2 separate regions of the Mus musculus genome follow, and region 2 is linked to region 1. The links are chromatin loops, found by intact Hi-C in ENCODE. Cell type or tissue: left cerebral cortex. All regions are shown on one strand.

Evidence for each region. A loop is a pair of places that touch in the nucleus more often than their neighbours do. Peaks named below come from ENCODE experiments on the same cell type or tissue, not always from the same donor. Only the 100,000 strongest peaks of a DNase experiment are listed, where the experiment ranks them.
Region 2: a loop joins it to region 1, with 17 times the contacts of the local background. A loop is called at or near these places in 10 of 42 quality-filtered maps.

Annotation. Positions count from the first base shown.
Region 1 is chr4:113,279,298-113,287,297 of GRCm38, reverse strand. Skint6 (selection and upkeep of intraepithelial T cells 6) reads left to right here and starts at 325. Exons shown (of 49, transcript NM_001103199.1): 1 at 325-373; 2 at 3,651-3,731. The coding sequence starts at 3,656. In left cerebral cortex, no CTCF peak of the experiment used is centred here; no DNase peak of the experiment used is centred here.
Region 2 is chr4:113,994,476-114,002,475 of GRCm38, reverse strand. It overlaps Skint5 (selection and upkeep of intraepithelial T cells 5), which reads left to right and starts at 2,973. Exons shown (of 59, transcript NM_001167876.1): 1 at 2,973-3,021; 2 at 6,814-6,894. The coding sequence starts at 6,819. In left cerebral cortex, no CTCF peak of the experiment used is centred here; no DNase peak of the experiment used is centred here.

The sequences.
Region 1 (8,000 bases):
AATGCATTCAACACAGCTTTTCATTCTGTACTCAGTGTATGGCAGGTAGGGGTCCAATTTTGTTTTATTTCTTCCATGGGTGAGGCAACTCCTGATAGTACTTGAGTAATACCAAATGCAGTCAGTCAGGCAAACAAAGATTTTCCTTGTGAGTTGACATGCCCAGCCCTGTCGTAATTTTCAGGCTTATAGAATCATTTGGCCAGATTTTCAGGGTAGGAGATGGGTGTTGGTATTTAGTTTCCCCGATCTCTATCTGACTCTGGAGTGCTTTGTGGCTTGAAAAAAGTGTTGAAGCATTATTAGAAACACAGGTGACACAACTGCTACTTTTATATGGACAAGAGAGCTGACTTAGGATCAACAGGCTCAGGTAAGTAAGAGAACTTAGTAAGCTTTTAGGATATGGTTCTGTCTTCACAGATAATTTTTATTTTTCTACACTTTCTAGTTCCTTGTGCCTACTGGGAAGAATACTGTCCCCTTAGAAATACATTACAAGGACTTAGACAGAAGTATATAATGATTAGTAGATTTCAGAGTTCAGATAGATGGAAAGTTAATGCATTTTGGTGGGGATTCCATGTTTCTTTTATATATCAGTTGAAATCTGAAAGTGACTCTGTGAAATTGAATCTTAGTGGATACTGAGCTCAGGTTATGTATTGCCCTTATATCAGGGCAAAGAAAATATGTGCCTATGACTATTTTTTTCTCAGGTACATAAAATGAAATGCATGCCTGTCCCATGAGATCAACCAAAAGACCTTCTCTATTGTGTTTAGTTGTAATGAACAAAATCAGAAATGGGTAGAATATGTGAGATTAACCTGTTGAGTTTCTGAAATGTGCTTTTAGAAGTGTGTTTTCTAAAATAGGCTAGCAAAAACGAAATGTACTTCATATTTTTAGTCATGAGTGGAAGTTTTAAAGCCTGATTTCATTGAAATGGTTACATAAAAAGGACTGGAACAATAGAATTAACAGACATGTTAATGTATAAGAAGAAAATTTTACAGTGATTCCAACTGTAGACAAGGAACTACAAAGAACTAATGACTGCTTGTAGAAGATTTGGTTTCTCCCAGGAATGAGCCTACTTTTGCTTGTCCAATGCAGAGTGGTCAACCTTCAAACCAAACAGAAATCAAATGATTCAGCAGGATATGTTCACACACACACACACACACACACACACACACACACACACACACACACACACACACAAGTATATATACACAATTGTACACATTTCTGTATTATTATTTTTATAATAAAAAGACATTGTATATTGCGATATAATAATGTCAAACATATATATAATGTACATATGTTTATATACATGAGAGATAGATAGATCTGTATATATAGATATATGTATGTGTGTAGCAATAATAAAAAAAAGATGCTCTTGGCTTGAGAGGGGTTAGTGTGAGTGAAGCTGGAGGAAGGAAGGGTAGTGAAAATGTAATATAATTCTATTTCAATTTAAATATTTTTAAAGTGTTGGTTTCGTAGTAGACAGCAAGACTCATCATCACTAGGATCTAGAAAATGCAAAGAGATGGAGAAATGGGAGATAATTATTCTTTTGAGAATTTACAAATGTATAATTATCTAGGAGAAATAAATGTAGTAGAGAAACTCTAGTTTAAAATAATTAACTGTACCCAGATAAATTATTACATGCCTTTAATCCCAGCAATCCACAGGCAAAGTCAGTACTGTGTCTTTGAGTTCAAGGCCAGCTGGGTCTACAGACCAAGTTCCAGGAGAGCCAGAGTTATGATAGCATGAGAATCCTTTTCTTGAAAACAAACAAACAAAAAGACCCATTTATCTTATGTTTTTAAAAGAACTGGAAGAGATCATCAATAGTTTTAACTTGTAAAGTTTACATTTTGAAATGCCACACTATAGCACATAGAATGCACACATCACATTTTAACAGAATGCTAAAGGAAGGGAAAAAATAGACATTCTTAATAGAACATTAAACTTTACTTGGAAATATTTTAACTCATAGCAACTGTGATTACCTACACAAGTCCTGCAAAGGATCAATATCCATCATTTAACATTGTGAAAGTGGGAGAAACTCACAAGATCTCATCCCACTCTGAAGCTTTATATGAAACTAATAATTGACAGTCGGAGAAGAGATGATTTTCAGGGGTGTATCCATTAATGAACTATTTTCTCGTGAACAAAACTTTACCATAGCCCAGCAATATATCCTAATTACAGACACTTTGAGTTTGATTAGAATTATCAAAAACAATAAATTAAAAAATAAAAACATGAAAGTATGAAGGCAAGTAGTTGGAATGAGGAAAATTAGAGAGAATGGAAGGTTTCAAGAGAGGGCAAAGAAGGTGAATATTAAGTAAATACATGTTTAAATATGTCATAATGATATCTACTGTGTATAATTGATATACAATAATAAAATATAAAAGAAGGAGGGGTGGAGAGATGTGTAAGTAGTTAAGAAGACTGTGTGCTCTTGTGTTGGGTCCAGAATTACTTCTAGAACCCATAAGACGGTACATAACCATATTTGACTCTAGTACTAAGTGAAATGGGTTTTGATTTGGCAGAAGACCCAGGTTTAATTTTGAAACTTGTATGGTGATTCAAAACTAACTTTAACTTTGGTTTCTGAATGTTCAAGAACTTCTTTTTCTCTATGTGTTCATCATAAAAACAAGTGGTATACTTACATATATGCAGGTAAAACACACATACACACAAAGAAAATAATTTTTTTAAAAAATTGTAAAACATATTTGATATATAGGAAAAAAATTTATTTTGTTTATTTAAAATTGAAAAAGAATATATCACAAATATTTTGGTATTTCTTAAAAATATAGGACACAAGACAAAGGTATAGATTATATTAATTTTAAGGTTCCTTTCAATTTCCCATGTCTCTACAACCATAGTACCTAAACTTTTATGTTTGTGATTGATAGAAATAGAAAACTATCCATTTCATCACTTTATTGGAGCCCAAAATACTAAGTAACTGATAAAAAGCCTTCACATTTGAGTATGAAAGTTTATTTTTAACATTAACTTTTTACTAACAATAAGGTCCCCAAAACATATTCAAATTATGAATTCTCCCTAAAACTAAATTTTAATAATTTTGGACAAGAAAGTCATAGGATTCTAAAATGCTAATGTAATTATTCTAAAAATTGTAAGGCTAAATCTGTATCATAACTTTTCTCTAATTAAATTGAACTAAATATGACAGTATACCAAAAGGCTTTTGAGACTTGTATCTGTTTGTTAGTTCCATAAAATTTTCTGGAAAGACAGCCAATATAATAAAGCTTGCAAATCCAGATGATACCATCAAGTCTGGGAGTTTGTGATTCTCTAATGGGGAAGAAACATCTGAAGCAATCTATTCATTACATGGAACTTTCCTAAAACTAGGATCACCAGATTCACCAATTTAAAATGTGATAATTATTTTAGAAATCTGGGATAAATGACTGTAGTTAAACTATTCATTGTCAGAAATTGAGCCTTAATGGTGGGTAACTTTGCTTGGAAACCAGTTGTAGAAAATATGGAAGTATTTGATTTCTCCAAATTTGTGTTTTAACTAGTGATTAACTTATGTCTCATCACAGGTGTAATGGGAACTATAGGAGTACCTCTTACTGCACACTGTGTTGTTTTGTTTCTCCTCCAGATGGTAGCACTGAGTACAGGTATGAACCTCTCACTTGCATTTTTGAGCTGTATCAATGTTTAGTACTTCAGGAAAATGAAGATCTGGTACAAAGGGCAGGGTATTTAAACCATTGTTCCTAAAGAGTGAATGTAACAATGAAATAAAGAAAGTCACAATAGTATCCAGTTTAGAGGAACTAGTCATTGTGTCTATTCAGCAAATATGACTCAATATTTGTACTAAATGCACAAAACTTGGATATCATATTTACACTGAGGAATTGTTGTAGGTTCAGAAATATATTAGAATAATTCTAAGTTAACAAAAATAGTAGTGGAAAAAGAAGAGGGAAGATGAAATAAGCTATGAGAAATAGAATTTGATTTTGTAGGGACATCTGTGTGAATCACAGTTAAATACAGATTACTTGTAGACTAAAAAAATTAGACAACAAATATTATAAAAGAGCTGATTGTCCACTGATACAATTACACTGATGCACATTTGCTTGTGTTCTGGTACTGGAAACTTCATTCGGTGAGGAGAGATGTCCAGTTTGTTCATTGTCGGTCTCATTACTTGGTAATTTTATTTGGAATGCATGTATGTGTGTGTGTGTGTGTGTGTGTGTGTGTGTGTGTGTGTGTGTGTGTGTGTGTATTTCTGAATATTTTGCCTATATTCTTTTGCATGATTGAAAAACTGTCCCTGCACTAGAAGAAAGCATCCTTTAGGTATGTGCTCTGGAGTAGAATAGCTATACCTTGAGGTAGATCTACTCTCAGGTTTCTGAGAAACCACCACAGTGATTTCTTTAATTTACACTCCTATGAGCAACGGATATATGTGCCTTTTACTTCACATCCTTACCAGTAAGAACTGTCATTTCTTTTATTGAAAAGTGTAATTGGTGGGTGTAGGATGAAATTTCAGTGAAGTTTTGACTTGCATATCATTCATGGCTAAGTATGGTGAACATGTTTAAGTGTTTTTATAGCCATTTGAGTTTTCTTTTTGAGAATTTTGTTTTTATATGTACCCCCTTTTAAATTATTTCTTTTCTCCATGTCTAACTTTTTAAATTTTCATACATCTTAGGTGTTAACTCTATCGAATGTGTAGCTGGTAAAAAAAAAATTCTACAAATGATAGTGTTCTTTGAAGTTTCAGTTTCATGAGATCTTATTTATTATGTGTTCTTAAGTACTTGTGCTAATGATGTCTTGTTCAGAAAGGTTGTGTGTGTGTGTGTGTGTGTGTGTGTGTGTGTGTGTGTGTGTGTGTAAAGGGTTTCAAAATGATTTCTCATTTTGTCTTCTATCATACTCTTTGTATCTGGAGTTATATTGAGGTTCTTGATCTACTTGAAGTTAAGTTTTTTGATAAGTTGTAGGTACTGATCAATTTGTAATCTTCTACTTTAATTCATCCACCATAAACAGGAACAAATGGTGCAAACAGTATCAAACTGTACATTGATGCTGTAATTTTCCAGTGTATATAATATGATGTTATCATAAAACAGGTGTCCATAAGTGTATAAACTACATATGTCTGAGTATTTAGTTCAATTCCAGTGAGAAATGTGTGTAATTTTGTTCCAACACCATGATGGTTTTGTTACTATAGCTCTGAAGTGAAATTTAAGAAGGAGCATATTGATGAACACAAAAATTCTTTCATTATTTAATAGTGTTAAACCTACCCTGGATTTTTATGTTTCCATTTGTAGCTGAACATTATCCTTTCAAGATCTATCAAGAAATGTTTTGGGAATTTGTTTGAATATGAAGGTTCTAATTGGTAGGTTACACATTTCTGCTATGTTAGCCCTATTAATCCATGAGTATGGAATATCTTTCTACTATCTGATATCTTCCCCAGTGTCTTTCTTCAATGTATTAAAGTTTTATCATACAAGTCTTTCACCTGCTTTGTTAGAAGTACCACAGATAGTTTATATTATTTGAATCTACTATGAAATGCGTTGTTTACCTGATATTTTTCCCAGTCCATTTTAAATTTTTATGTAAGAAGAATGGTATTTTTTGTTGGTTAATTTTGTATTCAGTTACTTTATTGAAAGTATTTATCAGCCATAATGGGTTTCATGGTTATACTTGTAGGGTTACTTATGTATACATATATTATCTGAAAAAAAAAAGTACTTGTAGTTAGTTCCTTCCTATTTGTGTCTTGATCTGTACATTTTGTTTTTTATTGTTATGGGCAGTGAAGAATTTCTTTTCTGGTTCTATTTTTTTTCTGTGTACTTCTTACGCTTTGATAGACCTCTCATTCTTTAAGCTAAAAAAGAGTTTTCCTATGATTTTGTTTAAAACATTTTCTATGCTTTATACTGAATTTCACATTTTTCTATAATTATTTTTAGATTCATTTTTATAACATCTAAACTCTCTTGAGTATTTTCTACTTGATGCTATTAGATTCAATTTTTTGTTGTTGTTGTTGTTGTTGTTGTTGTTTTTTTCCAAGACAGGGTTTCTCTGTGTAACCCTCGCTGTTCTGGAACTCACTTTGTAGACCAGGCTGGCCTCGAAATCTGCCTGTCTCTGCCTCCCAGGTGCTGGGATTAAAGATGTGCGCCACCACACCTGGATTCAAATTTTTCCTTGACTACAAATTGATTTCTTCTATATTCTCTTCAATATTTGAGATTCATTCTTCTTTCTTTTCTATTTTGGTGGTGAGTCCTACCTCTGTGCTTCTTGTACAAGTTCCTAAAATTTTCACTGCACAGAGGTAGGACTCACCAGCAAAATAGAAGAGACAGAAGAATGATTCTTAAATATTGAAGACAATATAGAAGAAATCAAGACCTAAACTGAGGAATTGACCACTCTTCTATTTGTCATCTAGTTTTTATAGTCTTCCTATACCTTCTGTAACATTCCCTTGTTTTATACAGATATTGTAGAAAGAGTGACTATTTTTCTAGGGTATAAACTTAGATGTTTAGGAATCAGTTTGACATATCAATTCTTTCTTTTTCTTTTTATTGAGTTGTGAAGTTTTTAAAAATTAATTTATTTTTTACACACCATATTTTATTCCCTCCCCAATCCACCCTCCAACTCTTCCACATCTCATACCTAATCTCCACATCCAACCCCCTGGGGTCTCCAGTCTCTTGGGATCTCTAGTTTCTTAAGAGTTAGGTGCATTATCTCTGAATGAACACAGACCCAGAAGTCGTCAACTTTATGTGTAATGGGGGGACTCAGCAATCAGATGGTTGGTATATGCTGTCCTTTTGGTGGTCCAGTGTTTGAGAGACCTCGGGGGTCCGTATTAATTGAGACTGCTGGTTCTCCTACAGGATTGCACTTCTCCGCAGTTTCTTTCAGCCTTCCCTAATTCAAAAACAAGGGTCAGTTGAATTTATTCCTTGGTTGGGTGCAAATATCTGCATCTGACTCGTTCAGCTGCTTGTTGGGTCTTTTGGAGGGTAGTCATGATAGGTCTCTTTTTGTGAGTGCTCCATAGACTTAGTAATAGTCTTAGGCCTTGGGACCTCCACTTGAGCTGAATCCCACTTTGGGTCTGCCACTGGACCTTCTTATCCTTGGGCTCCTCTCCATTTCCGTTCCTGTAATTCTTTCAGACAAATATGAGTCAGAGGTGTGACTGTGGCATGGCAACCCCATCTCTCACCTGATGTCCTGTTTTTCTGCAGGAGGTGGCCTCTATAGGTTCCCTACTGTTGGGTATTTCATCTAAGGTCCCTCCTTTTGAGTCCTGAGAGTCTCTCCCCTCCTAGGTTTCCAGTGCATTTTGGAGTGTCCCCCAACCTCCTATTTCCCAAGGTTGCCTGTTTTTAATCTTTCTGTCCACCCTCAGGACTTCAGTCATTTTCCCTCATCCAATACCAGACCAACTTCCCTTCTCACACCACTCTTCCCCCTTCTACTTTCCCTCCCAGGTCACACCCTGACTTCCCACTTGTGATTGCTTTCTTCTCTCTCCCAAGTAGGACTGAGGCATCCTCACTTGGGCACTTCAGCTTGTTGGCCTTTTTTAATTCTGTGGACTGTATCTTGGGTATTCTGTATTTTTTATTTTTTTGGCTAATATTCATTTACTAGTGAGTACATACCATGCATGCCCTTTTGGGTCTGAGTAACCTCACTAAGAATGATATTTTCTAGTTCCATCTGGTTACCTACAAAACTCAGGATGTCCTCCTTCTTAATAGCTGTGTAGTATTACATTGTGTAAATGTACCACATTTTCTGTATCCATTATTCTGTCCCAACACATCAAGATTGTTTCCAGCTTCTGGCTA
Region 2 (8,000 bases), 720 kb before region 1:
AACAAAGGACTAATATCGAAAAAATGTAAAGAGCTAAAGAAGTTAGATGCCAGTGATCCATAAAACCCAATTAAAAACTGGGGTACAGAGCTGAACAGAAAATTCTGAATAGAAGAACCTCTAGTGTTCCATAAAGACTTAAAGAAATGTTGAAAGTTATTAGTCATAGTCAAAATTCAAATCAAGATGACTGAGTTTCCACATTACATCCATCAGATTGGCTAAAATATAGTGCTCAAGGAAGAATATATGATGGATGGCGGTGATAATGAGGAGCAAGAATACTCCTACAATGCTAATGGGAGTACAAACTTGTATAACCACTCCAGAAATCAATTAGGCAGTTTCTTTAAAATTGGGACAAGTTCTACCTAAAGAAACAGGTATACCACTCCTTGACAAATACCTAAAAGATGCCGTACCATACCACCAGTATACTAGCTCAACTATATTCATAATTTCTTTATTTGTAATATCCAGGATCAGGAAACAACCTACATGTCCCTCAACTGAAGAATGGATATAGAAAATATGGTTAATTTACAAAGTGTAATATAATCAGCTTTTAAAGCAAGGACAACATGAATTTTAAAGTCTAATGGATGCAACTAGGAAATCTCATCCTAAGTGAGGTATCCAAAAGGACAGGCATGAGATTTATTCACTTATAATTGAATATTAGCTATAAAAAACAGGATAACTAGACTAAAATCCACAGAACAAACGAACAAAAAAAAATCTAACCAACCAACCAACCAACCAACCAACCAAACAAACAAACAAAAAACCAAACCAAACCAAACCAAACCAAACCAAACCAAACCAAACCAAAACAAAAAAACCCACAAAGATGGCCCAAGGGAAGGTGGATGAATCTTTCTCAGAAAATAAAATAAAATAGATATTAGAAGTTGATGAAAGGAGGGCATGGGGAAGGAACAGAATGTGAGTGGCATCAAGTTTAGGGAGAGCAGGGGAGATATATCAAATATGGCAGACAACTGAGTGAGGGACACCTATATGGTGTTCCAGAGACCAGGGACAGTGGGGGTTTCTATGGTGTCTATGTAAGTAACTCTAGCTGATATTCTTAGCAGTGTGGTATATGGATCCTGAAGTGGCCACATCATGTAGCACCTTTGGCACAAAATGTGTCCAGCCTACAACATATGCAAGGACAAAGATAGAACAGAGTTGGAGAGAATGTCCAACCAATGACTGGCCCAAATTGATATCAAACCCAGAAACAATTCTTTTTTTTTTTTTTTTTTTTTTACTTTCAAGAAGGGGTTTCTCTGTGTGGCCCGGGCTGCCTGTAGACCAAGCTGGCCTTGAAATCAGAAATCCACCAGACTCTGCTGGGATTAAAGGCATGTGCCACCACTGCCCAGCTAAGAACCAGTTCTTGATACCATTATGTTTGCAGATACCCTGTTACGTTTGAAGACAGGAACCTAGGATAATTATCCTCTTAGAGGCTCCACCCAGCTGCCAATGGAGACAAATTCAGAGACCCACAACCAAACATTAGATGGAGTTTTTGGAAGCTTGTGGAAGAGTTGAGTAAATGAGTTGGAGAAGAGAAGGACTCCACAGGAAGACCAACAGTGTCAACTAATACAATTTTTTATGGACTTCCAGAAACAGAAACACCAATGAAAGAATGAACATGAAGTGGATCTAGACCCCCTGCACATATGCAGCACATGTGCAGCATGGCTTTCATGCAGGTCCTCCAACAATTGAAGTGGGACTGACATGAATCAGTCGCCTGCCTGTGGATCCTATTCCCCTAACTGCATTGCCTTTTATGATGTCAGTAGGAGAGATTGTACCTAGTCCTACAACGAGGTGATATATCAGGGTGGGATGATATCCAGGGTGTTCTTTCTCTTCTCAGAGGAGAAGTGAAGGGAGAGTGAGGGAGGAAATGTATGAAGGATGTACTGGGGAAAGTGAGGGCAGATATTGTGATGTAATGTGAATAAATATATAAGTTAATTTAAAAAGTTTTCATGATCATGGTTCATTTTCATATTAATGGAAATCCTAATTAATATAATTAATGGCCAAATATTTCTTTAGTATATGCCAAATTTTTGGTGTATATACCTAAAATTTGTATAGCTGTACCTAGTGGAAAATATATTTCTAGCTTCTTGAGTAAAGTTCACATTGTTTTCTATGTCTACATAATAAAATAATTAATGTGTGTGTTGATATATATCACATATATATTTTAAAGTTCTATAACCTCTGTTATATTTTCCTGATGCTCATCTCTAGTTGTTTGTTCCCTTCTGTTCTCCCAGTCAAGCTACTGAAAATTACTGGGAGTTTTTGATTGAATACTTTCTTTTGTGTCTTTAAGATGTACCAGGTATTCTTTAAGATGTACCAGGTATTGAGACTGGGCCAAATTATAGGCCCTGTGAAGACTTGTTACCAAGTTTTAGGGTGCTCTTTCAGCCTAGCTAACTACTGTGCCTCTTTGCTTAATGGGATTAACTGATTTTTTTTCTGATTTCAAGATTATTGTCATATATCACTAACTATATGAAACTTCCTTGAATGAATGATCATCACTTAAAGTTTCTTGTTTGAGTTTCTACAATCCTTTCCTTTATATGTATAGGTCTAGAATTCAAAATGCATTCAACACAGCTTTTCATTCTGTCCTCAGTATACGGCAAGTAGGGGTCCGATTTTGTTTTATTTCTTCCATAGGTGAGGCAACTCTTGATAGTACTTGAGTAATGCCAAATACAGTCAATCAGGCAAACAAAGATTTTCCTTGTGGGTTAACATGCCCAGCCCAGTCCTAAGATTCAGGCTTGTAGAATCATTTGGCCAGATATTCAGGGTAGGTGAAGGGTGTTGGCATTTAGTTTCTCTTATCACGATCTGACTCTGGAGTGCTTTATGGCTTGAGAAAAGTGTTGAAACCTTATTAGAAACACAGGTGAAACAGTTGCTACTTTTACATGGACAAGAGAGCTGACTTAGGATCAACAAACTCAGGTAAGTAAGAGAATTTAGTAAGCTTTTAGACTTTGGTTCTATCCTCACATATAGTTTTTATTTTTCTATACTTTCCACTTCCTTGTGCCTACTGAGAGGAATACTGTCCCCTTAGAAACAAATTCCAAGAACTTAGACAGAAATATATAATGATCAGTAGATTAGTAGTTCAGATAGATGGAGAGTTAAGGACTTTTAGTGGGGATTCCAAGTTTCTTTTATGTATCTTAGTGGATACTGAGCTCAGGTTATGTATTTCCCTTATATAAGGGTAAAGAAAATATGTATATATGACTATTTTTTTCTCAAGTACATAAAATGAATTGAATGCCTGTTCCATGAGCTCAATCAAAATACCTTCCCTCTTGTGTTTAATTGTAATGAACAAAATCAGAAATGGGAAGAATATGTGAGATGAACCTGTTGAGATTCAGAAATGTGGTTTTTTTTTTTTTTTTGCTTTAATTTTTTTTTGCTCATTTCTTTTTTATTAGATATTTTCTTCATTTACATCTCTTTATCATTTTTATTTTTTAATTTTTTATTAGGTATTTTATTCATTTACATTTCAAATGCTATCCCAAAAGTCCCCCATACCCTTCCCCCACACACACTCCCCTACACACCCACTCCCACTTTTTGGCTCTGGCGTTCCCCTGTACAGAGGCATATAAAGTTTGCAAGACCAAGGGGCCTCTCTTCCCAATGATGGCCAACAAGGCCATCTTCTGCTACATATGCAGCTAGAGACACGAGCTCCGGGGGTACTGATTAGTTCATATTTTTGTTCCACCTAAAAGGTTGCAGACCCCTTTAGCTCCTTGGGTACTTTCTCTAGCTACTCCATTGGGGGCCCTGTATTTCATATTCCAAGACTGAAAATGTGAAGTAAATTTCTTTTTTTTTTTTTTTTTTTGCTGGCCTCTTTTAGAAAACACATTAAAAAAAAACACATTTCTATTGGATGGAACACAGAAATGTGTTTTTTAAAATGTGTTTTCTAAAATAGGCCAGCAAAAAAAGAAATTTACTTCATATTTTCAGTCATGGGTGAAAGTTTTAAAACTTGATTTCACTGAAACAGTTACATAAACAGGATTGGCACACTATAATTAACAGACATGTTAATGTATAAGAAGAAACATTTCCAGGGGTTCCAACTCTAGACAAGGAACTACAGAGAACTAATGACTCCTTGTAGAGGAATTAGTTTCTCCCAGGAATGGGCCTACTTTTGCCTTCTGCTTGGCTAATGCAGAGTGGTCAAACTTCAAACCAAACAAGAAACAAATGATTCAGCAGGATATGTTTACACACACACACACACACACACACACACACACACACACACACACACGTGCATGCGCACATGCACACACACACACACATGCATTCTCACGTGCATGTGCATGCGCCTGCACAGACACAAACAGTTATATATACAATTGTATACATTTCTGTATTATTATTTTTACAATAATAATTACATTGTATATTACAGTATAATAATGTTGTCAAACATATATACACATTTACATTTATATGTACATATGTTTATATACATAAAAGATAGATCTGCATATATAGATATATGTATGTGTATAGCAATAATAAAAAAAGATGGTATTGGCTTGAGAGGGGTTGGTGTGACTGAAGCTGGAGAAAGAAAGGAAAGTGAAAATGTAATATAATTCTATTTCAATTCAAATATTTCTAAAGTGTTGGTTTCATAGTAGACAGCAAACACCATCATCACTAGGGTCTAGACAATGCAAAGAGATGGAGAAATGAGAGTTGATTTTTCTTTTGAGAATTTACAAAAGAATAATTATCTAGGAGAAATAAATTTAGTAGAAAAACTCTAGTTTAAAACAATTAACTGTACCTAGATAAAGTATTACATGCTTTTAATCCCAGCAATCCACAGGCAAAGGCAGGACTGTCTCCTTGATTTCAAGGTCTACAAACCAAGTTCTGAGAGAGCCAGAGTTCTGATACAATGAGGATCCTTTTCTTGAAAACAAACAAACAAAAAGACCCATTTATCTTATGTTTTTGAAAGAACTGGAAGAGATCATCAGTAGGTTTTAACTTGAAAAGTTTACATATTGAAATGTCACACTGTAGCACATAAAATGCACACATCACATTTCAATTAACAGAATGATAAAGGGAGTGAAAAAGTAGACTTTCTGAATAGAACATTATATTTTCCTTGGTAATATTTTGACTCACAGCAACTGTGATTACATACACATGACCTGCACAGGACCAATTACCATCATTTACCTTTGTGAAAGTGGGAGAAACTTACAAGATCTCATCCCACTCTGAAGCTTTATATGAAACTAATAATTGACAGCAGAAGAGATAATTTTCAGGGGTGTATTCACTAATGAGCTATTTTCTCATAAACCTTTACCATAGTCCAGCAATATATCCTAATTGTGAACACTTTGAGTTTGATTAGGATTATAAAAAACAATAAAGTAGAAAACATGAGAGTATGAAGGCAAGTAGTTGGAAAGAGGAAAACTAGTGAGAATAGAAGGTTGCAAGAGAGGTCAATGGAGGTGAATATTAAGTATATACATGTATAACAATGTCATAATGATATCTATTGTGTATAATTGATATACACTAATAAAATATAAAAGAAGGAGGGGTGAAGAGATGTTTAAGTAGTTAAGACGACTTGTATGGTGGTTCACAACTAACTTTAACTTTGGTTTCTGGATGCTCAAGCACCTCTTTTTCTCTCTGTGTGCACCATAAACACAGGTGGTATACTTACATATATGCAGGTAAAACACGCACACGCGCGCACGCACACACACACACACACACACACACACACACACACACACACACACACACACACAAGAGCAAGTATACACATACACACAAAATAATTTTTAAATATTGTAATACATATTTGACATATATAGGAAAAATTATTTTTTAGTATTTAAATTTGAAATATATATATCACAAATATTTTGGTATTTCTTAAAAATAAAGAACATATGAGACAAAGGTATAAATTAGATTCATTTTAATGTTTCATTCGATTTCCCATGTCTCTATAACCCTAGTACCTAAACTGTTATGTTTGTGATAGAAATAGAAAACTATCACATTTGATTATTTTTCAGAGGCAAAATTACTAAGTAACTGATAAAAAGCCTTCACATTTTGAGTATGAAAATTTATTTTTTACATTAACATTTTATAATTATAAGGTCTGTAAAACATATTCAAATTATGAGTTCTCCATAATATTAAATTTCAATAATTTTGGACAAGAAAGTCATAGTCTTCTAAAACGCTAATATAATTACTCTAAAAATTGTAAGGGTAAATATGTATCATAAATTTTCTGTAATTAAATTGAACTAAATATGAGAGTATACCAAAAGACCTTTGAGACTTGGATCTGTTTGTCAGTTCCATAAATGTGTCTGCAAAAACAGGCAATCTAATAAAGCTTGCAAATCCACATGACAACACTAAGTCTGAGAGTATGTGATCCTCTAATGGGGAAGAAACATCTGAAGTAATCTAGTCATTACACGGAACATTCCTAAAACTAGGATCACCAGATTTACCAACTAAAATGTGATGATTATTTTTTAAAAACCGAGATAAATGATTGTAGTAAAATTATTCATTGTCAGAAATTGAGGCCTAATGATGGTAACTTTGCTCAGAAACCAGCTGTAGAAAATATGGAAGTATTTGATTTCTCCAAATTTGAGTTTTCACTAGTCATTAACTTGTGTCTCATCACAGGTGTGATGGGAGCTGTAGGAATACCTCTTACCGCACACTGCGTTGTTTTGTTTCTCCTCCAGATGGTAGCACTGAGTTCAGGTATGAACCTCTCACTTGCGTTTTTGAGCTGTATCAATGTCTAATACTCCAAGAAAATGAAGATCTACTACAAAGGGCAGGGTATTTAAACCATTTTCCTAAAGAGTGAATGTAGCAATGAAATGAAGAAAGTCACTAGAGTATCCAGCTTAGAGGAACAAGTCATTGTGTCTATTCAGCAAACATGTTTCAATATTTGTACTAAATGCACAAAACTTGGATATCATGTTTACACTGTGGAATTGTAGGCTCAGATATATATTAGAATAATTCTGAGTTAACAAATTAGTAGTGGAAAAAGTAGAGGGAAGATGAAAGAAGCTATGAGAAAGAGAATTCGATTTTTTAGGGACATCTGTGTCAAGCACAGTTAAATACAGATTACTTGGAGACTTAAAAACTTAGACAACAAATAATATAAAAGAGCTTATTGTCCAATGATACAATTTCACTGATGCACATTTGCTTGTGTTCTATCTGATACTGGAAATTTTATTCAGTGAAGAGAGATGTTCAGTTTGTTCATCATCTGTCCCATTACTTGGTGATTTTATTTGGAATGCACGCAAGCACACACACACACACACACGTGTGTGTGTGGTGTGTGTGTGTATTTCTTAAATTTTTAACTACATCATTTTGCATGATTGAAAAACTGTCTCTGCACTAGAATAAAGCATCCTTTAGGTATGTGTTGTGGAGTAGAATAGCTATATCTTGAGGTAGATCTATTCTCAGTTTCTGAGAAACCACCACAATGATTTCTTTAATTTGCACTCCTACCAGCAATGGATATATGTGCCTTTTACTTCAAATCCTAACCAGTATGAGCTGTCAAAAGAAATATTGAAAAGTGTAATTGGTGGGTGTAGGATGAAGTTTCAGTGAAGTTTTGACTTGCATATCACTCATGGCTAAGTATATTGAACATGTTTAAGCGTTTTTATGGCCATTTGCGTTTTCTTTGTGAGAGTTTTGTTTATATGTGTACCCCCTTTAAAATTATTTCTTTTCTCCATGTCTAACATTTTAAATTTTCGTACATCTTAGATATTAACTCTATCGAATGTGTAGCTGGTGAAAAAAATCTACAAATGATAATGTTC